Linked DNA regions of Mus musculus: regions 1 and 3 are each linked to region 2. Evidence: chromatin loops called from intact Hi-C (ENCODE). Cell type or tissue: left cerebral cortex. All regions are shown on one strand. Region 1 overlaps Spock1 (sparc/osteonectin, cwcv and kazal-like domains proteoglycan 1). Region 2 overlaps Spock1 (sparc/osteonectin, cwcv and kazal-like domains proteoglycan 1). Region 3 holds the start of Spock1 (sparc/osteonectin, cwcv and kazal-like domains proteoglycan 1).

Region 1 (8,000 bases), 120 kb after region 2:
TGCCTGCCTGGATGCTGCCATGCTCCCGCCTTGATGATAATAGACTGAACCTCTGGACCTGTAAGCCAGCCCCAATTAAATGTTGTCCTTGTAAGAGTTGCCTTGGTTATGGTGTCTGTTCACAGCAATAAAGCTCTAGGCAACACACAGTCACTCTTTCATCTCAGCTAACAATTAAAGGGTCGGCACTTTGGCTGCGTAGTATTCTAAGAGCTTGGTATGCTCAGGGGAAGCAAAAGACCAAGGACGTTGACCACAAGCAGCCTGCAAACAGGGGGTCATGACAGCGGCCCCTCCAGAAACACCCAGGAGAGGCTGCAACTCTGTGTCTTTCCCGAAGCAAAAATTACATAACCCTAGCTAAGTGCATGTCCCCTTACAGAGATGTGGCACCAGCATGGGATTTGGCTTGGTCCTTTCTTCCAACAATGTGAGGATAGATGACTCAGCAATGAAACTTGGCCCAAGAGCACAATTAAGCGCCCTAAGAGCACAGACTGGATCTTGATACAACAAAGCAGGGTATACCTTCTGCCTCTCCCCAGAGCGGCTTCCACTAAGCGAGCAGTTCTGAACCTCAGTTTATCTGTGTGCTGGGTTGGTGTTCCAGTTCCTTCTGTGCCGGGACAGGGGTGAACTTTGAAGGAAAAAGAAGAGGTAACGTTTTTTAGTGCAAATGCCATGTAAATGATTAGCTGCTCAAACCGATGATTCATGAAGACTTTAAAAGCCATTTCTGCCGCTATTGTGGATGATGCTGGGTCTGTATGATGAGAGAAACATATATATATACTAAAGAAAAGTCCGGAAATTGCAGTGCTATGTTCTCACAGGGAAACACTGTCAGGACGACAGGGGGCAGCGAGGAGCTGGAAGGGGGCTGTGTGTAGCTGAGGGAGGGTGGCCTAGAAACAGGGCTGGTATCTGCATTTCTTCTAGGCTCTGCCCCACAGTTACCTGACAATAGCCAGGTGTGCCTGATTCACTATAAAAGGGGATGCTTGCCTCCTCTCTTACTCTCTCACTCTCTTCCTCTCTTCCCTCTGTTTCTTGTCTCCCCCCCCCCACTCTCCATTTGTTCATGGCCAGCCTCTTTACTCCTCCTCATCCCCCTCCCCCGCCTTCCTCTGCCTCTACTACCCCCTCAACTCCCCTCCCCATGCCCTAAATAAACTCTATTCCATACTATATCTTCATGTGGCTGGTCCCTCAGGGGGAAGAGATGCCTCAGCATGGGCCTGCAGAGGTACCCCCTTCCCCCACACCATATTGCACCTCTATCAAACATATCCCTGGCTCCCTTTTTTATGAAACACAACAGCTGGACCCCAGGGGACCTGCAGGAGATAAATGGTAGAGAGTATCTCTAAGCAGGGAGGGCTCAGGGTGGAAAAGAGAGGGACATCGGATGGGGGACCATAGGGGAGAAGCAGGGACAGAGGGAATTGGGTGGCAGCTGATGACACATCAGGGTCATGTTGTTGAAGAAAGTCAGGATCAAATGGGGACTGAATGAAAAGGAAGATGGCTCCAAAGTTTGGTTGAGGAGATTTTTACTGTAGACAGGAGGGAAAGTGTAACGAGAGGCATCTGGGAGAGTTCAGAGCAGGGAAAGAAAGTATCAGTGGAAAAGTGGCCAGGAAAACTGAACAGGGTCAGGAAAGGAGAGAGAAAGAGAGAGGGGTGGGGGAGGGAGGAAGAGAGGGAAGAGAGAAGAGAGCAAGATAAAAGAAGAGCAAGAGAGGTTTAAGAGTGGCGCTGTAAGACCTGAAGAGCCTTACATCCGGGATGTCCCACTCACAGAAACACAGAGACAGAGATTGATGCAATAAGCAAGAGGTTTATTGATCCATCCTGCAATGGGGGAAGAGGCAACCCCTATCTCCTAAGCACACACTTTTTATACAGTTTAAGGGTAGGCCTTGATAACAACATGAGTTGGTTTAAGCCCATTGTGGGCCCAAGGTGACCTTTTCATCCCCCCCCCTTTTAGAAATGGTAATTAGCCTCTCCCTTTCTGAGAGGCAAGTGTCTTTTCATGACCTTCCCTAAGCAGCATAGGTGGCCTGGGTAAAGGGAGGTCTTAGTCACCAGAAGAGGGAACTGAAGCATTCTTGGTCATTATCTGCACCTGCCTTGTGGTCTGGGCTTTCTTGTAAAGCTTGCTTTGCTGGGTGATTCTGGAAGGGAGGTCCCCAGCATGCTATTCCAGCAAGGTCTTTCAGTGGTCATCTTATGTTCTCTAAGGTCACACATTCCCATGGAGCCAAGAGAACCAAGAAAGCCCATGGCCAAAGGGCAGGGTTATATAGGAAAGAGAAGCTGGGGAAAAAGGCAAGCTAGGCCCAGGGGCTGAGGAGGTTTAGGATGGGGGCAGGGTTGGAAGAGCTGGGAGAAACCACAGTACAAGTGAGCTTGGCTGGGGCCAGCTTGCATTTGGCATTCTAATAGGTACCTCATTTAGCCCTTTGTCTGAATACTTCTCTTAGGGACCTGACAGTGACTGGCCTCTGAAGGGTAGACTTGGGTTTGTCTCAGGGTTTGCAAATAAGATGTTTCCAGTTCAGGATCTGCTTCAGGGAGGTTCGGGTGGTGAGAACGAACATTGAAGCCTTGAAATTGTGTGTGATATGGGCCAAGGTGTCCCAAAACCTGGGGTCAAGAGGTAAGGAATGACGTGATTTGGGCAGTTTGACTGGTGAAGACAGCAGCAAACCCATGTAGAATTGTTTAACTGGCAGTTAGATGCAGTGTAATAGCGTCCATCCGTCTGTCCATCTAGCTACTCACCAGTTTATCCATCCATTCTTATTTAGTACCACGTGTGAATTGAAAGGTGATCTCCTGGAGCAGATGAGAGCATGGGTGAGCATCCAAACGCTGAGCACAAGAAACTCAGAGATGCACACACGCTTGCCCTGGAGCTCAGAGATCCTTCCCTAAACTTCCGGGGGGATTAGGAAGCAAAGCATCAGAGGGAGGCTCCAGGGACTTGGCCAAGAGGTCTTAAGTGGGCCATCAGAGGCCTGAATGGGGCCAGGTGGACACATGTGGGAAGAGCCTTTTCTACTGGGCTAGAAAGCTTCTCATCTGAAGAGGATGGGGGAGCAGGGCATGGGTGTGAGTTGGGATGGGAGTCTCCATCAAATCTGCATTTTTACAGAGACCTCTCAGGTGTGGAGCAGCTGAAGAGGGGACAGGGTAAAGGTGGGGCTGGTGGGAGACAGAGGAAGGGAATAAGTTATGTTGTTCGCCAGTGCCAGGAACGCTGCCAGTCATGAGACATCTGCCAGCCTTCTGTTCTGGCTTCTTGATGGGCTGCAGGCAGCAGGGTTATCTTTATTCCCTGATAAGAAAGGAAGCTTGGAAGGGTTATGCAAATGACTTTGATTTTCACCCCTGGTGATTCCCTGGAGCTCAAGGTGTCAGATTCCCTTTTGGGCTCAGGGTAAGAGCCCTGGCAGACAACAGCCCTGTGCCAACTCCACCCCAGCCTGTCCTACATCTTCTTGGACTTCTGACTGTGGAGGACGAATACTACAGTCCACTGGTAATGCATGGGAGCACAGCAGGCTGGGAGAGGAGCACCTCCATGCTTCTCCACAGTATTAGAAAATCAGGACAGGCAGAAAAGAGATGGAATTCTGAGGGTGTTTATAGATCAGAGTTTATTTTAAGCATTGTGGGTACCCTAGAACATTGTCTTCCTTTCCTCCTGGAGCTGGCGAGCCCTTACACCCCGCAGAGATGAGAGACAGGGTGTCCTGGTTTCCACTCTGCTTCATGCACCTCTTGGGTATTCCCTGCTTCCCCTATATAAACATCTTCCCTCTTTAGCATTTCTTCTCACCTTTCTTCCTTCCTTACTTCAGGATTCCAGGACCCAAGGACTTCTCGTCCTGTTCCGTTCTTGCCTGTGTCCTCTTGTTTGTGACATGGAAATGTTAGTCTTAGCCATCTGCAGTTTCTGGGACGATGATTAATTAATGAATTTCCAGCAAGCCCACTTTTCTCCAGGCACAGTCATGTGCCAATCACCAGGGTTTACCAGCAAGCAGTTTTCTGAGGAGGGTCTATCAGGCTGACCTCAGAGACCTTGTCCTACAAACCCAACTGTGTTTTCAGGCTCTGGCTGGACTTCCCTCCATTGCAGACTCCTCAAAATGCTCTTCCCAGAGGGCTCCCCTGGGAATACCAAAGTTTATCTGTTCCCATGGAATAGCTGTGGGACCTTCTGCCTCAGGCTTAGTCTCCAGCAGGGACCCGGAACCTCTTTCTCTTTTATCATTTTGATGTCATTTCTCCATGCTCTCATCTCCTCCTTCTGCCAATGTAAGAATCTAGCGAGCCTTAGCTTACCGGGAACCGATGCAAAAAGCAAGAGGAATTTATTGTTCCAACATGTTGGGGTTGCCCTGCACGTGGGGAGAGAGAACAACCATGTGCAGCCTGTCTGGTGAGCCTTTATACAGTTCTCCAGGCAGCAGCCATTAGGCACAATGTGATTGGTAGAACAGTGTGACTGTTAATCTGATTGGTCTATAGGGAATGAGGTGGGTGGCCAATAGTCGTGAATGTGTCCATGAGCTCAGGTGGTCGGTGCCTCCTCCTGTGGTCTGAGGAATGTCATTAGCCCCTCCCTTCTAGAGGGGAGGGGTGCCTATGTCCTTTATGACCTTTCACTTCCAGGACAGGAGGGGTCCAGTGGAATTTTCTAAAGTTCCTGAGCTGACCTCTTCACCTCCTCACTGAACGTTCCAGATGATCTGATTTTGCCAAAACTCAGACCATCGTAGAGGCCATCTTGGAGTTATAGAGTACCATGCAGCATCGCACCTATAGCATCTCATTCTATACCATGGATATAGTGACACATGGGGCTATACGATACACACCCCACAGATAAATATGGACTACATTTGTACTTGCTGTGTGCCAAGGTCTCAAAGGAGATGCTTTTTTCCTTCTAGAAGCAGACAGATAAACAGACCAGCGTACTGTCTGGTTTTGTGTGTCAACTTGACACAAGCTGGAGTTATCACAGAGAAAGGAGCCTCTCTTGAGGAAATGCCTCCATGAGATCCAGCTGTAAGGCATTTTCTCAATTAGTGATCAAGGTGGGAGGGCCCATTGAGGGTGGTAGCATCCCTGGGCTGGCAGTCTTGGGTTCAAAAAGAAAGCAAGCTGAGCAAGCCAGGGGAAGCAAGCCAGTAAGAAACATCCCTCCATGGCCTCTGCATCAGCTCCTGCTTCCTGACCTGCTTGAGTTCCAGTCCCGACTTCCCCTGGTGTTGAACAGCCATGTGGAAGTATAAGCTGAATAAACCCTTTCCTCCCCAACTTGATGTTTGTGCAGGAATAGAAAGCCCGACTAAGATAGCCAGGATGGTGGGGGAATGTAAGGGATTGACCCTAGGCACAGAGGCGGGGCCCTGGAGGAAACTGGAACAGATGGGAACGTGAAATGCCGGAGCAGATCTGTCTTTCCCTGGGCTGCTAGCTTTCTTTATTTCTGTGGCAATTAAGTTTCTTCTTGGAGCTCTTCTCCATGTGGCTAGGAGAAAACCAGCCCTGATCAGTCTGTGAGTTTGCCCCAGCTACAGGGCCCCATCTTGGTCTGAACTGATAGCTGAAGCAGGCACAGGGCACCAGCCAGCTCTGGGCACCACCTTCTCTTCTGCTTGTTCTTCAGTTGGCATCTCTATCAAGCACTCACGGTGCCTGGGTGCTATTCTTGGCACCAAGAGGAAGCAGGCCTGGGGACCAGAAGCCCTTCCTCATCTGTTCTGTCCCCAGGAATTCTAGACGGAGGAGATATGCCATATACATTTAGAACTATGAATTGTCTGCAGCCCTCAGAGGTGTCCTAGCAGAACAGCCAGTGAAGAGGAAGAAGGAACCGGCAGCGAGCATCAAAAGAAAAGAAGCGCCTGGAATGGGAAGCCAGAAATGGAGCTCAGAACGGGGCTGTCTGGGGAGTGGAGCATGTGCTGGACTGGGAAGACCTCTGGGAGGGCCACCTTCTTTCCCCAAGTATATTACATGGGGTGGGGGGAAGAGCGGCAAACTGAAGCTGTGGATGTTGATCTCAGCTGCAACCTGTTACAATATCTCTGCTGTAACAGGGTCTGGGTTGGGGAGTGGCAAACTGTTACAGTATCTTTGCCCTCCCTGTGCATGCTTGCTTTCTCTCTCTCTCTCTCTCTCTCTCTCTCTCTCTCTCTCTCTCTCTCTCTCTGTGTGTGTGTGTGTGTGTGTGTGTGTGTGTGTGTGTGTGCAAAACATCACATCATTTATTTTTTTCTAAAGCCCCCTTTATATGGAGCCTTGCATATGTCTTTGGTATTTTGTGTGTGACACTAGGCACTGGCTTTGTTATATACAATTTACAGTTAACGTCTTTCAGCATTTCATCTGAAAGCAATTTGTGTATGAATTGGCTGAACTTTGCCCTCTCTTTTATAGAGAGGGTTTGGCAAGTCATTGACAGAATATGAGAAAGGGGTGAGATGGAAGGGGGGAGAGAAAGGAAGTTTCTTAAGAGAGCAAACAGACAAGTCTCTTAGCCTCAGTTTTAGCCTCAGTTTCCTGCTTTGTAACGGGAGGAAAGAGTAACCCTGCAAGGTCTAACTAAAATCTTTGTGTTGATGCTTGTGCATTTAGCCTTCGACTGAGTCCTGCTTGCTTTTATCCTAAAGATTTTATGTCTAGGGAGAACCTCAATTATTGCCTCTTTAACAACTTATTGAAGGTCTGCTCTTTCCTGAGGGTTAGGCAGGTCTTAGCCAGCAGGATCCAGTCACAGCTCATTAAGAGTCCGCCCTCTACCGGGAAACAGGAGCAAGGACCTTGCTTGCTGGCTAAAGTGGCCTGTGCTTAGGATTCTGGGAAGTCTTCAGGAACCAACAGGCAAAGCAAGTTAAAATCCCTTCCCAAGCTATTGCTTCTGTAACCACTGGGTATATAAAGAGCTTAAGACAGAATGAGTAACCTCTGCCCACTATCACCAAGATACAGTAGCTGTTAACATCCTTGCCGTTATGTTTTCCATATACACCTGTATCCTTTCCCTTGAAGCATTTAGCAGTTTCCAGACATTCTGATGAGTAACCCCTGTCAACAGATAGGGGCGTCCTTCTATGTATCCACCTTAGAAAACATTTACCATTGCACTCATGGAAAAATAATTTTAAAGCATCACCTAAAACTGTGATTCACATTAAAATCATTATGCTTTCTCCCCCAAAAGACTCTTATAGCTTTGCACCTAAGTACTAAGGAGGCAACTATCATGTTTGCTATTATTCTTCTAACCCAGACAGTGGCTGTCCACCCTGCCCTACCCTACCTCATCCCAAGGTATGGTTTTCTAGGCAGCTTTCTTGTCAGAGGTCCTCTGGTTGGGGCCTTTTGGTCCCCCCACCCCCCAACTTGGTTCAAGTCCCACAATTGTGGCTACAGTATTTAAAATAATTATTTTTAGATTTATTTGTTCTATGTGTATGAGCGTGTTTTGCCCACATGTATGTAAATGAACCACAGCGTGTGCCTGGTGCAGGCAGAGGTCAGAAGAGTGTGCCAATCAGATCCCTTGGAACTGGAGTGACAGATCATGAGCCACCGTGTGAGTGATGGGAACCAAACTAGAGTCCTTTGCTTAAGCAACAGGTGCTCTTAACCAGATGTCAAAGTCGTGTCTTTTAACTGCTAGTAGAGGAAGGTGCACCTGCTTGCATGTTTGGGAAGGTTCTGAATGGAGCCAAAGATCCATCTCTTGTTTCTCCACCTGACTCCTTCCAGAGAGTCCCCAGCCGTTCAAGTCCTGGGCACTGACAGGAGGCTGGCCATCTTTCCATCAGCCAGAGACAGTCTAGGCTCTAAGCCAGCAGGGGAAAGTACTGTCCCCATGGTATTGATATGGCAGAGGAGGGGGAGACAGATAATGTATCTGGGGGGCGGGGTTAGGAATATTAAGTGGGTAGTCAGGAACTGAATGGAGA
Region 2 (8,000 bases):
ATTGTGTCATGAATGGGATGAAAGCTTAGATTGCCAGAGCTGATTCATTGGTAAAGTCTCTCCTGTGCCTCTCCAGGTGCCACCATTTCCAGACTGGGTGACTGATGGACTGTAACTGGGCCTTTTGTGTTCTCCCCAATACCTTCTTGCGCTAATGAAAGCGTTGTTGGGAATCTCTGAAGAACAGAAACAAATCGCTGGAGAGATGGCTTGGTGGTTAGCAGTATGAGCTGCTCTTCCAGAGGTCCTGGGTTCAACTCCCAACACTCACAACTGTCAGGAACGCCAAGATCTGACACACTCACACAAACATTTGTGCAGGCAAAACATCAATGTACATAAAATAAGAATAAAATATTTAAAAAATAACAGAAACAAACAACTTCTAGATTAAAGACAGATCTCTTAAAAACATTTTTAAAATAGTATATATGATTTATTGTTAATTCCCCAGCAACTTAGGTAAGGTTGCTTTAGTTGTTCCCTGGATAAATAGTTGCTAGGTTCTAGAAAAACAAATCTTTTTAAAACATAAAAAAAAAAATAGTATAAGTGATTTATCGTTAACTCCCTAGGAACTAAGGTAAGATTGCTTTAGGTGTGTCCTGAATAAACAGTTGGTCAGGTTCTGGATGGGGAGGTATTGAGATGGCATGTGAGCCCTCCACTTGCTTCTTTATATTGTCACATTTTCAGAGTTTCTTTGAGATGAAGTCATAAAACCTTGGCCTGAGTCTTGGCCCTATTGTGTGAGAATGAAGGCATACATATAAGCCCGTCTGTGGAAGAAAGAAGACTGACTCTAACTGGCGCTATACAACTGTCTGCCTACCTCATTGCTCAATTATCCCGTATATAATGGGGTAAAAGTGTTACCCTAAAACTCTATAGAGTTGGAAATACACGGAGAAAATAATGGCTGCTGTGGATCGTACGTTGGCTTCCAAGTCTCTCAGTCCCTGGCTTAGTAATGAAAAAATCAATATCAAATCTAGTTGTGTTGGCAAATACACGAGTTTGAAAAGACTATATTGGCACATTGAGAGTCCTGAAAGTGCTGGAATCTTAATGCCCAGTATTATAAATATGGGGTCCTCACATTTAGAGTTCAGAGAAAGTTAGTTTCCCTCCGGGTTTTCTGTGGCTTTGTGTTCATACACTGAGCATTTTACACACACACTTTGAAAGCCTGTTCTTAGAAGACGCACACTAATTGACGGTGTGAATCAGAGTTTCAGTTTCAGTGTTCATTTTCCCACACAGGTAACCTCCACAGCCGTTATGGGCTGAAAGGTTGGCTTCTTGTGTTGTATCTCATTTGACTGATACGGAGACTGAAGTCACAGCAGGCCCGTAATGGAGGCAAAACGCAGTCAAGCAGACTGTCCCGAGTCTGATTCAATCAAGCCCCGTGCCTTCTCATCTGTCACACAAGCCACTCTCGGGTTCTTGGCTCAAGAAATGATTATGAAAACGGTCTCACGTTTGCTGCCAATGGTAATGGTAGCAACCTCCAACTTTAGAAAGGATATTTACAGTGTTTCAATCAGTTTGAGCTATATCAGAGCAAAAATCAAACTACCTCCACATCTAAATGGCGCTTAGAAGCAATTCATTTTCAGCGTGTGCATCGTGCAATGCTGGCTCTGACATGGCCTGGTTATTTGAGGCTTTGGCAGCCTTAATAGCTTTGAATTACCTGATGGAAAATGTATTTTGGAAATAGGAAATTGTAAACACTCTACGAGCAATTCCTACTATGGTGCTGGCTTTGATCGGGAAGGGGAGAGGGGGACATGACATTGCTCTGTAATTGGGGAAATATAGAGGCGCTTTTTGTGGTTGTTATTTTAAAGATGGCTCATCTGGTAGAAGGAAAGAAATAACATTTGTTGATAGCCCCTTCTCTCAAGGATTTTGTGAGACAAACATTAGTATCTTAGTTTTACAAATTGAGGATGTGGAGGTCAAAAGAAGATTCACTGGCTGATTGCATTAGACGGACCGACACAGAGCTTCACTCTGGGTCAGATGGCCATTCTGTGTTCCTCCCTCCGTACCACAAGCTACAATTCTGCTGCCTTTTATTTCAGGTGCAGAAAGGATGTTTGGGAGAGGCAGAGCAGGTCTGGCAGCCTTTCTTAACCTCTCTTGGGTTTCATCTGCCTATCTGTAAAAACAGAGACACAGTACACCACACTCAAGCTCCCCAGGTCACCAGCGCAGGCACTACCCGGGGAAGGAGGGTGAGATGTCTCAACTCAGCAAGTCTGCAGCGGTCACTAGGCATGTCTGCTTGCCAGCCACCAGGAGGACTCCTGCAAGTGCTGACCTCTTCTTCCCTATAAATAGTAGGTGGTTGTTGTTGTTGCTTTTTGTTGTTGTTGTTGATGGAGAGACTAAACCAATCAAAAACAATTATGGGCAAAGGGAAAACATAACCTTTAGATTGAGGGCAAAGGAGAGATGTCTTGGGAAGTACAGATATGGAGTTGTAGTACAGGATAGCCCCCACCCTGCTACCTCTGCCCATGTTCCTGTTCCTTGGCTGTGGGGCCAATGGTGGCTGAGCAGAAGGTTTGCTGCAATCTAGACATAAACCGAAGGCAAGCCCAGCTCCAGGCCTGAATGAGGTACAGTGGTGAATGGCAGTACCTCATGGCTGGTGGTTAAAGCTGAAAGAATCAAAAACGACACTTCAGCACCGAGTCCTGCATTCACTAAACTTTGTATATAGCACAGAATGGAGAGTCGGTGCTGGTATGCTGGTTTCAACCTCCAGTGACCCGCATTGGGAAGTCCTTCCCACTGAGCAGGTCTAATCCTGGGCACTTGTCATTGCCAACATTCTAGACAGGGTGACAGAGGTGCTGGCTGGTGACAGGCATGCAAGGGATCCTTCAGACAGGCTACTCAGGGCCCCTCAAGAACTGGGGCCAGAGGAGACTCCTGAAATGTAAGGGTGTGTGGAGATCTGTGTTACTGGGGAGAGGGGCTGTCATTCCATGTGTATTTACACTCAGGGATCAACATGCCATGCTCATTTTCCTGAAGGTTCCTGATGTCTGGTTCAGCATGTGGCCCATGGAATGTGCTAGCACAGTGCACCTTGGGCTTTCTCACAAGTTACTATTTGTGTCTGCAGGATTCCTGATCTCCCTGGTTCTCACTTTCCTTGATTGTAAAGGGGGCTAATGATTGTTCTCTCTTGTTGGGGTAGCTAAGGGCTAAATGAAGCAAGCCCACTGTATTGCGTAAGACATTGCTTGGCATGCCGTCACTGCTTAATAAACGTTTGCTCTAGTGATAATTATGGGATGTTTCTCCCACTCATGTTAATTATGCCGGTTGTAACATATTAAAAGCAACTCTAACTTGTAGGATTGTATTAGCATTTCTTTAATACACTTATTATCTTACATCTCATAACACTCAGGAGAGGCAGCTGGGTAATAATACAGTTGGGGAGACAGACCCAGCATGGCAAATCACTTACCTCATGTGTCCCAGGCAGTGTTGCCCAGCTGAGTCACAGCAAGGGGTGGGTGGAGTGGGGTGTTGGAGGGGTGTGGGGTACTTCGCTTCTTCCTCCCTCAGCTGTAAGCTTCTCTGGAATCATCTCTGTTGTTGTCCCTCTGTGTGGCAGGAAGGCTTACCATTTCTCTGTGTGCTTGGAGGTATGATTCCTATTGAAGCCCATGCAGGTGATGATGGTGAACTGGGAGCCACATCTGGGACCAGCAGTGCCACATGCTGCCTTTGCACTCGTGGGTACAGTGAGATGAGGATGGACTAGACAAGAGCCCATTTCTTTTACTCACCTATAAACGTACTCTGATTTAGGGGTTGTTATTGATTTTGGGCGGGGGCGGGGAATCCAGCCCAGCATGGCAGTTTTCACAAGGACTTATGTTTTTGAACATGATCTGTGGTTCTGAAAAGAAATCAGAGGATGCTGCCTTCAGCATCCGTCACCTGAGTTCCCTGTGTGTGTGTGTGTGTGTGTGTGTGTGTGTGTGTGTGTGTATGTGTGTGTTACCTGTGTGCTTCCTGGTCTGTCTGGCCCTAATCTCTGTGCCCCATGACCCCATAATGTTCACAATCATGCAATCATGGTCAGGCAGGGTTCTGACCTTTCTCGTAGGGCTATGTGAAGACGGGAAAAGAAGATGCCTATAAAACACTCAGGTCAGGTCTGGAGCAGGCATTCCTGTATGTTAAGAGCAGTGCTGCCATAGCGATGACAGAATGAAGCCAGCTCAGCGAGGAGTGGAGGACATTAGCTTCCACGTGTGGCCTCTATGTGGAAACACGTCGGAGTGTGTTGCATGAGGGAGAGATGGGATGAGAGATTGAAGGGATCAGCTGATGTATGCTGGGATTTGGGCTTTGCCCTACACTTTGTAGGTAGCCATTAAGTGGATTTAAACAGCCAAATCTGTATGGTGGGAGTCAGTAGGTAAGAGAATGTCATAGACTGGATTTGAGACACTGTACGAGGCTGGTTGCAGTGGGAAGCAGATGAGATTTGAAGGTTCATGGAACAGGATAGTTAAAACTGGTTCTAAGGATAGACTTTGTGATGTAGAGTGATGAATTAAACAAGGGGTGAACAGTGCTGGCTTGTCCACTTCTGCTGTGCTGTAAAATGAGGGTTGGTGCTATTTTTTTTGTTTTGTTTTTGTTTTAAAGATTTATTTATTGTTATATGTAAGTACACTGTAGCTGTCTTCAGACATACCAGAAGAGGGCATCAGATCTCATTATGGATGATTGTGAGCCATCATGTGGTTGCTGGAATTGAACTCAGGACCTTGGGAAGAACAGTCAGTGCTCTTACCCGCTGAGCCATCTCGCCAGGGTTGGTGCTATGTATGGGCTTCTTTCTCGCTGGTCCACACTGAGCCATTTTCAACAGGATACTAGCCCAGTCATAAAGTTGGCATGCATGGAGTTCTGGAGGTTTTATTTAGTTCACTCTATACAGCTGTGTTTATTTATAAGCTTCCGTGCTGCTAACCAGACATTAGTACTGATGTCAAGAAGAAAATTAAAAAACAGTACAAACATCTAATGTTTAGCAAACCGATATGACTTGCTGGGCATGATCTTTTGAGCATGTGTGAATGTCTGTATGTGCAGGTGTGAGTGTGTGTGTGCATGTGTGTGAAGGGCAGTGGTTGAATGTAGATATCCTCCTCATCTTCTACCTTATGATTTTGAGACAGGGTCTCTCCCTGAACCTGGAGCCTGGAGCTCACTGATTCAGCTAGATTATCTATCCAGAGCGCTCCAAGTATCCACCTCCCTAGCACAAGGACTATAGACACTCACTGAAGCACCGGGCATTAAAATCTGCAAGTGCCAGGAATTAAACTCAGGTTTAATTACATTCTTGTGTGACAAGTACTTTACTGACCAAGCCATCTTCTAAGTCCCAGAGGACTTAACTGATGTGTCCCATGAACTACAGGTAAGGCATTGCTACTTCTATTTCATGGAGGAATTAAAAAACCCTACGAGACCTGAGCTGGTTAAGTAACCAGGGTTTCTAACACGTGCATAGCATGGGATTTAAGTCCAAATCTTCCAGAATCTGGGCCAGACTTTCTTTTCCTCAAGCCTTGTCTAAATCTTGCCAGCTTCTGGGCTTCAGAGAGTTGTGATTTTCCTTCCCTCTGCAAGTGGCAGACATCCCCAGTCTGCATCATTTCAGAGAGATTTTTGGAGAGCATCCCTGCAGCCAGCCTGATGAATTGATGGAAGAGTGGCTGCTGCGCAGTCGCTTTTTGACATGAGCAGCTTCTGGTTGGCATGAATGGAGTCGGAAAGACATTACAAATCATAATGTTGTTGGCCAGGTAGAGTGAATAACATCTGCAGTCTGGGACAGGCTGGGGCAGGCTGGGATGCTGTCAACTCATTTACACAGTATCCTGTGCTAAATTCTCAGGGATTAGAGGGGGAGGGGGTTTCTCATTTAACTGAAGCATGCAGGTAAACATGGTAATGCTCTCCTAAGGGGAGAAAGGAGTGTAAATTGTGATAATGATAAGAAAGCCAACATGGTAAACATCAGTAATTAGCTGTGGCTTCCCAAGACTTCCCTGGCTGATGGCAGCAGGATGTTGGGCCAGGATAATGTCCCATGTCAGTTCCTCAGAGTAAGTGTCATGCCTTTGGCCTGGCCTCCTCATCTTTGGGAAATGTTCTCCTCCAATCCAGGTGGTGAGACTACAGCTCTCTCCCCTGCCATCCGTGCATACCACCCTCCTTGGAGAAGCGGACCTATCTCTTCCAGGAGTGTGGGGTGGCTCCATGACCGCCAAAGGCTGTACCTTAGACGTGACGAAGGTTGGTCTACCATGCCCGTGGTGTCTGTTGTCCCATCCGAGACTTTAAAAGCCGTCTTCAGTTAGTTATTTGTTCAACCAAGGTGATCGTTAGCCTAAATGAAGTTGCTCGGAGAGTGGTGCACTCATTAGGCAGAGAGTGGCTGGAAGGAGCTCAACTCTCATCATTTCTTAGAATAACTCGAACCTTGGCTAGAGGGTTGACTTTCACCTTTGTGCAACAGCAATCAACATTTAATGAGTTGAAGCACTTTGATTTGTGATTAGAGCACATCAAGGCTGTGAATATGCATGGCGTTCTTAAAGCCCCACATCGGATCTGCCTCAGCTTTGAGGAAGCCGCCTGTCCGGCGCGCGCGTCTAGAGGCTCACAATGAATATGGATACAGCCGATTATTTATAGAACCACTTCTATTCCCATCCTTGGTCTTTACAAAGTTATTTTTGAATTTACTGTGACCTGATTTTTAATTCCGGGGAAGAATGCTTGCCACCCGCCCTGCTCCCTCTTAGAGTCTGAGTTCCGTCCGGGAAGGAGCCCTCTTCAGCTAGCAAACATCTTAATCACTCCCTCACTGCCTGATGGAAATGACTTTTGAACTCCATTGAAGCCTCTGAGCATTGTCCCGTCCCCCCTTGCTCACCAGTTCTCCTGGCAGGATTTATGCATCAAGCACCAAGAAATTGATAGAGGCTGTGCATCGGTGTGTCTGTATTGCTGCGTACGCCTGCCTAGAATACAGAACGTCCCCTCTCAGACAGGGTTGAACGTCAGCTCGTGCCGGCGTTAATCTGGCTTCTCTCGCTCATCACATTGCACAGAGCCTTTTGGGATTCTCTTTATTTTCCACAATTAGAGCATTTTTAAAAATCAAATTTGTGTCACCTATAGACTCGGGAGTGACAAGTGTTCTGGCTCAGGTGACGAGAGCCTTGAGCAGCCACATATGCCTTCCCCTCCTGCTCTCTTATTTCTCTCCGGATTTCACCTTCTCTCACCAGCTGGTGTTAGAAATCAGGAGGGTTTGTGCCGTGCCCAGAGTCTTGGTTGTCAAGAGAGGCTGAGTCATAAGACCAGGATCAGTATGGCTCAAGAATGATAGCATCCTTGGGCTTACAGCCCATGCTCTGCCCAGGAGGTCAGTAGTGGATTGTTCTTCAGCACCCCAGCTTGTCCCTGTGTAGCGGTGAGTTAAGGGCTGGAGTATCTGTCCACACCATCTCCTCCATGACACTGATGAATGTGCATCCTGCTGTGATAGACTTTCAATGTGAATTTTAGTCCCAGGCTTCTTTCTTGTCATGGCTGTCTCTGTGGAAAGGAGCTGGCTGGGTTTTCAGGGAGGTCCTTCCGTTCTATCAGAGAGTGATGTTGTTCACACGGCCAGGAAGAGACAACAGGCCCTGTCTGGTACAGCTTACCCAAACCAGGACTAAGATACCTCTCTGTAGGTGCAGATAATCATTTGGCTTCCCTTTCCATTTTTCTAGAGATTTCCATCTCCTTGCTTGCCACATGAGCTGTGCCTGTGAAACATTTCCAAGAGTTAACATAGGATTTGGCACCGGGGACTGGATTATATCCCAAATGTGGCATCTCTGGGACTTAGTTAATAAGGTTATGTTTATATTACCAGGAAGAATATT
Region 3 (8,000 bases), 270 kb before region 2:
GGGTAGTTGATTGACTGTTCGAGCTCTGGTGTTTATTCTCTTCTCTTTGTGATATACATGTTTGCTTAAGATGAGTTGCTCCTGAGATAGGTCACCCATTCACTGTGGCTCTGGAGAGAGGGAAGAAAACAGGAAGGCACGTGAGTGTGGGGGGAATGGCTGCCAGGGACGCGGAGATGAGGTGAACCCGACTCTGCTGCATACGTGGAATCAATGGGTGAGATCAATGTGTTCATAAAAGGTACAGGCCCCGCTTGGTGAGCATTTTCCATGATGACAAGAAATGCATCAATTTCCTTCCTGTTCTTCTTAGGGAAGGATTGACTGCAGTGTTATGTTTATGACAGACTGGCCCAGAAGTGCAAGGTCACAGCTCTCTCATGGCTCTGTCCTCTACTCAAGAGGTTTGGAGGTCCTAAAATCTCTAACACAAACCTGGGAGCTTCCTTGCTTCTCAGAAATGAAAGAAATAATAATAATAATAATAATAATAATAATAAAAAATAATAAACCACAGAACCTTGAGCCTTTGCTCTCTCAGTTGCCATTGGTTGTTTACCTACTATGTGCAGAGCTTTGAGCATACATTCCCTCAATTAAGTCAGCATTTCTTGTGTACCTACTATGTGCACGTGGTTTTGCAAAGTGCTACAGACTCAGTAGTAAGTAGAATCGACCTGGATGAGGCTGCACCTTCATTCTCCTGAGCGTGTCTGGTGAAAGATGGGTAGGAAGTAGTTCTGAGGGCCTTGGGGTTGTGGGGACCGGGGAAGCTGTGTCTGAGGACTTGGGGTGATGATGTGGCCTGTCAGAAGATGTGGGTGATCCTAACAGAAGGCAGGAATCTGGTAGGGGCAGGGGGAAGCCCAATGGCTCAGAGGGAGGCACAGGGCCTCAAGCTGAGGTATTGGGTATTTGACCTGAGGGGACAGCAAGAGCAGCAAATATGGAGAAGAGGTCACGTTTACATGGAGAGAAGACTCAATGCCTCTGAAGGGCTTCCTTCCCTCTCAGGGCCCACAAAAGAATTTCCTGTGGTGATGGGAAGATGGAGACCCCAGCCAAGGGCCCTGCGCAGTGCAGTTCGGGTGAGAGATGAAGGAAAACAGTCTCGAGGGAGAAGGATCTGGTAAGAATTCAAGAGTCCAGTAGCCCTCCAAGGTCCCTGAAGGTGGGGCCAGAGAAGGTCAGAGTTGATGCTGGGATAGGGAGGGTGCTTTCCTGAGGTGAGGACATAGGTCAGGGAGTAGGCGTGACCAGAGATGACACTCACTGTCGACATTTTGAACTCAGAGCAGCTGAGGTACTGAAATGGAGGTGACATATGTCAGGAAGACATATTAGTTTGCAGCTAAAAATAAACTCAGGCTGACAGCCAAACAACATACCCTTATCATTGAATGAAGCCCAGTAGGTGGTTCCCAGCCCGGCCTGCCAGCAGAGGGTCCCTGGGGAGTGCTATCTTAGACTTCCGGAGCTAGACTGGGCTAGACCGTCTCTCTGTGACCTTCACAGTTCTTCCAGCCATCCATCCCCTCTCCTCGGCAGAAAGTGGCAACAGTTCTGCCTGCTTCTGTCTAGCCAGGAGCACATGTTTGAGGATCCATTAAACCGAAAATAAAACATGTGGGCTCCCTGGAAATGAGAACTATGTTAAAACAAGGAGTTATTATACTTGTATGCGAGCCAATGAAGAGCAGAAATACAGCCCCAAGGCACGGTATTGATTTGGTCCTGGGTGCTTCTTACAGCCGAATAAATCTCACACCCCTCCCCGGAAGCGCCGGCTGAGCGGATGGCAGGGGTCCAGCTGCCAGCCTCTTCACCCTACTACAAGGTTAAGTCCGTTCTTGGCTCAGACCTGCTCTGACACCCTCCTCCAGCCTGGCCGGTGCTGGCTGCCCTTCCTGTGAACAGTGGTTACAGGGACAATTCCAGTTGTGAGGCTGGCACCTGGCCAAGAGCAGATGCCCTCTAATTAAACTAGGGACAGGTCTTCCCAGAAAAAAAAAAATCAGAAATTTGCTCTGAAGACCCAAAGGTTGGAGATGGCGGGTGGAGGTGGGGTAGAGGGAGGGGGTTAAGACTTCCAGGTGCATCAGGGTTCTGGCGTTTGCTTGTTCTGGCCATTACTGGATTTATTGAGTGTTCAATGTCAAGTTCCGAGGTAAGCCTAGGGATACAGGTGTGAAAAGCGTATGCCCCCGTGGGCACCCTGAAAATGCTGAGTATGAAGCTGGGAATAGAGTGGGAAGCTTCTAAACCGTTGTGGGCAGGGGTGGGGGGTTGACTTACAGACTCTCAGCAGGGGCCACAAGGGATTGCAGATGCCTAGGGGAAGGATGCTAAGGTGGAATAGTAAGGTGTGGCTGAGGCTCCGGTACAGGAAGATGATCCGTGACGCCGGGAGTGGTGGCACACGCACGCCTTCAATCCCAGCACTCGGGAGGCAGAGGCAGAGGCAGAGGCAGAGGCAGAGGCAGAGGCAGAGGCAGAGGCAGAGGCAGAGGCAGAGGCAGAGGCAGAGGCAGAGGCAGAGGCAGAGGCAGAGGCAGAGGCAGAGGCAGAGGCAGAGGCAGAGGCAGAGGCAGAGGCAGAGGCAGAGGCAGAGGCAGAGGCAGAGGCAGAGGCAGAGGCAGAGGCAGAGGCAGAGGCAGAGGCAGAGGCAGAGGCAGAGGCAGAGGCAGAGGCAGAGGCAGAGGCAGAGGCAGAGGCAGAGGCAGAGGCAGAGGCAGAGGCAGAGGCAGAGGCAGAGGCAGAGGCAGAGGCAGAGGCAGAGGCAGAGGCAGAGGCAGAGGCAGAGGCAGAGGCAGAGGCAGAGGCAGAGGCAGAGGCAGAGGCAGAGGCAGAGGCAGAGGCAGAGGCAGAGGCAGAGGCAGAGGCAGAGGCAGAGGCAGAGGCAGAGGCAGAGGCAGAGGCAGAGGCAGAGGCAGAGGCAGAGGCAGAGGCAGAGGCAGAGGCAGAGGCAGAGGCAGAGGCAGAGGCAGAGGCAGAGGCAGAGGCAGGCGGATTTCTGAGTTCGAGGCCAGCCTGGTCTACAGAGTGAGTTCCAGGACAGCCAGAGCTATACAGAGAAATCCTGTCTCGAAAAACAAAACAAAACAAAACAAAACAAAACAAAACAAAACAAAAAAAGATCCGTGACGACTGGAAAAGATGATCCGTGACGACTGAAGAGCCAGGAATGGCCATGCTGCAGGAGTTCATAGAAAGAGCCCAGGCTTGAGCAGGGCAGGCGGCTGGTGTGGCCAATCACTTAACTCAAAGGTAGATTAAGATGGCTTGATGAAAGAACTGGTTATGAGGAGGCAAAAATGACATCGGGTGTGACTCTTCAGAACAGGGGTGCTGACAAAACATGGCTGGGGAATGAGAGGTAATGCTTGCACAGGCCCGTATGTGAGCTAGAGCGCGGGACAAAGGCGGCGGCTGCGGCGGCAGGTGCGCAGGGGAACAAGCCGGGCAGCTGCCTTCCCAGCCACGGTACTGCGGTCCTGGGACTTGGGCGGGCTCCTAAGGTACGTGTCCGCAGAACACTGAGCCCCAACTTGGCACATAAGTTTCTCTTGAAATGAGATGCATTCCTCTCACTATCCCAAGCCTCTCTCTCTCCAGCTATGACATCAGATACTCACTGTGTTCATCCCCGTGATAAGATACTCTCTGGGTGAGGTGTTTCCCCAACATGAAAAAAAAAGACTCCACTTCTCCTGTACTAAGGCCTCCCAGAATGCACAAGAACTGCAATTCACATGCTTAAACCATGCCATCTGCCCAATTATTACAGCACGACTCACAACCGGCCACATCATCGTGGTGGCATATTGAAAAGCAGGGCTCAGGATCCCTCTGATACTGACTGTTGGTGGTGTGTCATGACTGGTGCAGCTGCTGAGAGCAAGGCAGATCGCACTGTCAGAGAGTTCCAGCCCACGGGAAGGTCACGCTTGCCATAAGTGACCTTAAGCGCAGTGAGCTTGCAGCTGGAGAAACACTGAGTTCTCAGGGCAGTGTCACCGAGGTCCTGGCCTGAATCACAGGGACCACAAATCTCGGAACAAATGGAGATGAGGCAGCTGCAGAATGCATTCAGATATTCTGGTAGCTCAAGTCTGCCCAGGGGCAAAGTGATCCCAGGCCTGGAGGAGCCCTTGCCACTGGGGTCTGACCCCAAGGCTAGCCTGTGTAGAAAGTGGGGACAAGAAGGCAGGGGTGGGTGGGTGGGTGGGGGCAAACAGAGGCAGAAGGGTAAGAGGGCAAGGACCAGGTGTGCAGGGGACTAGGGTTTGGGTGTTTCTCAGGGAAGTGTCCTGAAGGGTTTTGAGTTTGGTGTGTGTGTGTGTGTGTGTGTGTTCAGGGCTATAGGCTATAGCTGTGCCAAGAAGTAGGCAGCGATGCACCTGTTAAGTCGCTCCCACCCCTATTAAACCAAACACGCTGAGTATTTGGAAAGAGAAGAGAGGGCTGGGTCAAGGCCAGCTTTCTCCTTCTGTCCGTGCTTGAAGCTGGAGGTCGGTTCCACAGGACTCTTAGGGGTGGCTCTGGTTGGAGATCAGACTTAGAGATGCTGGGTGTATGGCTTGAACCAGGGAGTAGAGAAGTTCACCTAAATATTGTCTGTGCACAAGACGCAACAGGGACTCATTTAAAGGGCCGACTCTTGGAGAGAGTCTCCTCTCTCCACCGTAGAGATTCTGAGACGGGTGTCCCAAGCACTTACTCGTTGAGAGTCCCTCAACACTGGCGACTTCTTGGCCTTCTAACATCATTTCCCTGAGCTTGAAATCTGTGTCAGCCCTGTAGAGCTGCGAATGAATCACGCTCCCGGATGGGACCGCTGAGCGCCAAGTAGCCGCCAGGGGGCGCCAGAGGCCTCGGCTAGGAGCTCAGGCTTCTCCGCCCGCGGACGCCGCGCCCGAGACGAGCCAGAGCGCTGCGGGCTCACAAAGCGGCCGGACGCGCGGCGGCGGCAGGTGCGCAAGGGAACGAGCCGGGCATCAGCCTTCCCAGCCACCGCGGTACAGGAACCCCAGCAACTCGGGCGCCGGGACTCGGGCGGGCTCCCAAGGTACGTGTCCGCAGAACACTGAGCCCCAACTTGGCATATTTGGCGTAGTTGGGACCTTCCTGAGGCCATCTCCCGGGCTGGCAGGGTCAGGGCCTGGGGGCATTTCTGCGTGTCCCTGTTGCGCAGAAGCCGCGGGCCGGGAGCAGAGAGACCTTTGCCTTAGCTGGGAACGGGAAGCCCGGCTTGAGGGCACCCCAAAGCCCCCGTCTGCCAGAGCCTGGGATGATGCTCAGAGCGCCGTTATCCCTATCCCTACACCAGAGCTGTGGGGCCCGTCTGTGGGAGTGCGGCTGGCACATTGAGCATCCGGGTTTTGGGGGAGATGTACTGGAGCCCCACAACGGAGAGCCGGTGAGAGGGTCTTCAGTAGTTTGACGGCGGCCCCGAGTCGGTGACCTAGGCTCTGCGTTTGTAGCTGTTTCCATGCATAAGGGCTCTCCAGGTGCAACCTCCGTCCCAGGTGTGAGAGGGACCACCCTGTCCCCGCGGTGAGCCCAGGCGCTGCAGCTTGTGCGCGCCCCTAGGCGCCCAGACACCCGGTGGGAGTGAGGGGCTTGAGGTAGCCCTGTTGTCACCGGCTCACGCCCGTGTGCCCTGCCCCCAGATGCCAGCGATCGCGGTGCTCGCGGCGGCCGCCGCGGCGTGGTGCTTCCTCCAAGTGGACAGCCGGCACCTGGACGCGCTGGCCGGTGGCGCGGCCCTCAACAACGCCAATTTCCTAGACAATGACCAGTGGCTGAGCACTGTCTCCCAGTATGACCGTGACAAGTACTGGAACCGCTTCCGAGATGTGAGTTCGGCTGGGGGTGGAAAATGGGGGGGGGGGGCTCAGAGACCAGTGTAGGGGTTGGGGGTGGTAGGTTCAAACCTCTCATGGAGGTCCACAGTGCATCCGTCTAGCCTGAGAGGAACTTTAAAGAGAACTTGGAAGGCTGGGTGCTCTTGCGTGTTACCTGTATTCCAGGTATGTGCACTTGTAGGATCGATGCAGCTGTCCTCACAGAAACAGGGCACAAACCTTAAGCAGCTTGGGGAGAGGGGCTCTCCAAGTGTCTGAGAGCTACTGATGGCAGACTGACTTTACCAAACCCTGGAAGGAAGGTCCTGGGAGCTGCAGGATCTGGCTATCTTTTGGGTGCATCAGGAAAAAAAAATCTCTAGTGATGTGTATAGCTCATTTATTAAGAAGCCATGAGGTCAGGCATGAGGGGAGGTCTTGGGGGCCTCCTGGCAATGAACTTGATGGGATAGCAGGGAACAGTGCAGTGGCTTGGAGTCTTCCAGACTTCAGTGGAAGGGAAAAGGGAACAGGCAGCGCAGAGAATCAGAGAATCCTTTCCCCAGGAGAGTGCCAGGTGGGATGTGGGGGAGAAACCCTGGGGCATCAGGGCACATCTGCTGTTTGTCTCCGCCACAGTCCTGGCTCCTACATACCTCTGTGCTTCCAGAAGATGGGGCAAGAAGCCCCCTTCCAGTAGGACCTGCTCCCCAGCCCCTTCAAAGACTCCCCAGAGTGGTAGGGATTAAGGGGACATTAGGAATCCCTGTCCCCGAGATGCTTTCAGTATTGTAAAAATGTCTAAGACTTACAATGAGTAAAGCTTTTATGTTTGAATGTTTTGTTTTTATGCAGTAGTTTATGTGTTAGAACATTAAAAAAGCAATATATAATAAATTACACACACACTATATATATATATATATATATATACATACATATATATATATATACCTGAGCCATACCATATATATATATATTTAAAGGGGTGACCTGAGCCATGCCACTGGACATCATCACAGTTATATACAGAGGTAGAGAAAGGCACCCCATACTTTTCTCCATGGATTTCTCAGAACCCATTCTCAGTATCTCGAGGCCTTGCAGGGAGCTAGTCTCTGAGGAACTGCATGACTCCAGATGGCTTCCAGTGCTTTCTAAATAGCACCTGTCCAGATCTCCTTCCGGGATTTGCTGCTATATCCTCCGAGCCCCTCTCCTCCCTGGAGGAGTTTCTTCTGGGAAGAGCTTTTCAAACACACACTGAATCTCCTTGGTTATTTGGGACTGTTTGCCACAGATCTGCCTGCTGGACCCAACAGAAGGAGACTCTAGTCTGCATCTCACAGTTCCTAACAAGTTCTCTTAGCCATCTATGGCGCTTTTAAGATCTTGAGGGCCAGCCTGAGATGTTACCATGCCTGGCCAGGTGTGTGGGGAAGGGAGCATGGAGGGGGAAAGACATAGTTTTGTTTTTGCTTTAATTTATTGCGTGTCAGTAAGGGTTGGAGAATCAGGCATATGACGGACCCTTACACACCTGGGCAAGTTGGGCTTGGTTTAGAGCAGTGGTTCTCAACCTGTGAAGAGCAACCCCTTTGGGATACTGCATATCAGATATTTACAATATGATTTATACCATGCATATCAGATTTTCACACTATGGTTCATAACAGTAGAAAAAATTACAGTTATGAAGTAACAACAAAATAATTATTGTATGGTTAGGGGGGTCACTACAATGCGAGGAACTGTATTTAAGGGTCTCAGCACTAGGAAGGTCAGAACGTTTGGTTTAGAGGATGGTCCGTCATTGCTGGGTGTCTTGGAACAGGGGATGCGTGGGTAGAAACACTTGAGCCTGCTGGACCTCTGAGTTGCGTGAAGGCCTGCAGCCTCAATGTGCCTTGAGTTTAAAGCCATAATTCCCACTTAGCTTTGCATCTTAAGAAAATGAACAGTGTATTTCTTATTTTTCCCTTGCCTGCATGGTCTTGACTAAAAATAGCAGACCAATGTTTTCCACCAACTCTTGACTGATGGTGAGATTCTGGCTGCTTGCTAAACCGCAGCATCAGGCTTCTCCTATGTGGACCTGGACTCCTTTCTAGGAGGGATGCTATGTTCATGTCTCTTAGCATGGCTGGGAACACT

Evidence for each region. Peaks named below come from ENCODE experiments on the same cell type or tissue, not always from the same donor. Only the 100,000 strongest peaks of a DNase experiment are listed, where the experiment ranks them.
Region 1: it touches region 2 in a loop (5-fold over the local background); 6 of 42 quality-filtered maps call a loop at or near these places.
Region 3: it touches region 2 in a loop (2.7-fold over the local background); 2 of 42 quality-filtered maps call a loop at or near these places.

Annotation. Positions count from the first base shown.
Region 1 is chr13:57,520,177-57,528,176 of GRCm38, reverse strand. All of the region lies in intron 6 of Spock1 (sparc/osteonectin, cwcv and kazal-like domains proteoglycan 1), which reads left to right. Among named protein-coding and RNA genes, the nearest start is that of Gm33240, 80 kb to the right of the region's middle. In left cerebral cortex, CTCF peaks have their summits at 856 and 6,828 (motif pointing left); DNase peaks (open chromatin) are centred at 3,533, 5,692 and 6,817; H3K27ac peaks cover 2,416 bases.
Region 2 is chr13:57,636,676-57,644,675 of GRCm38, reverse strand. All of the region lies in intron 4 of Spock1 (sparc/osteonectin, cwcv and kazal-like domains proteoglycan 1), which reads left to right. Among named protein-coding and RNA genes, the nearest start is that of Gm33240, 200 kb to the right of the region's middle. In left cerebral cortex, a CTCF peak has its summit at 4,742 (motif pointing right); DNase peaks (open chromatin) are centred at 3,589, 5,648, 6,782, 7,365 and 1 more place; H3K27ac peaks cover 3,082 bases.
Region 3 is chr13:57,905,260-57,913,259 of GRCm38, reverse strand. Spock1 (sparc/osteonectin, cwcv and kazal-like domains proteoglycan 1) reads left to right here and starts at 4,928. Exons shown (of 12, transcript NM_009262.3): 1 at 4,928-5,068; 2 at 5,673-5,858. The coding sequence starts at 5,673. In left cerebral cortex, a CTCF peak has its summit at 4,851 (motif pointing right); DNase peaks (open chromatin) are centred at 5,612, 6,383, 7,061, 7,857 and 4 more places; H3K4me3 peaks cover 2,693 bases; H3K27ac peaks cover 1,738 bases.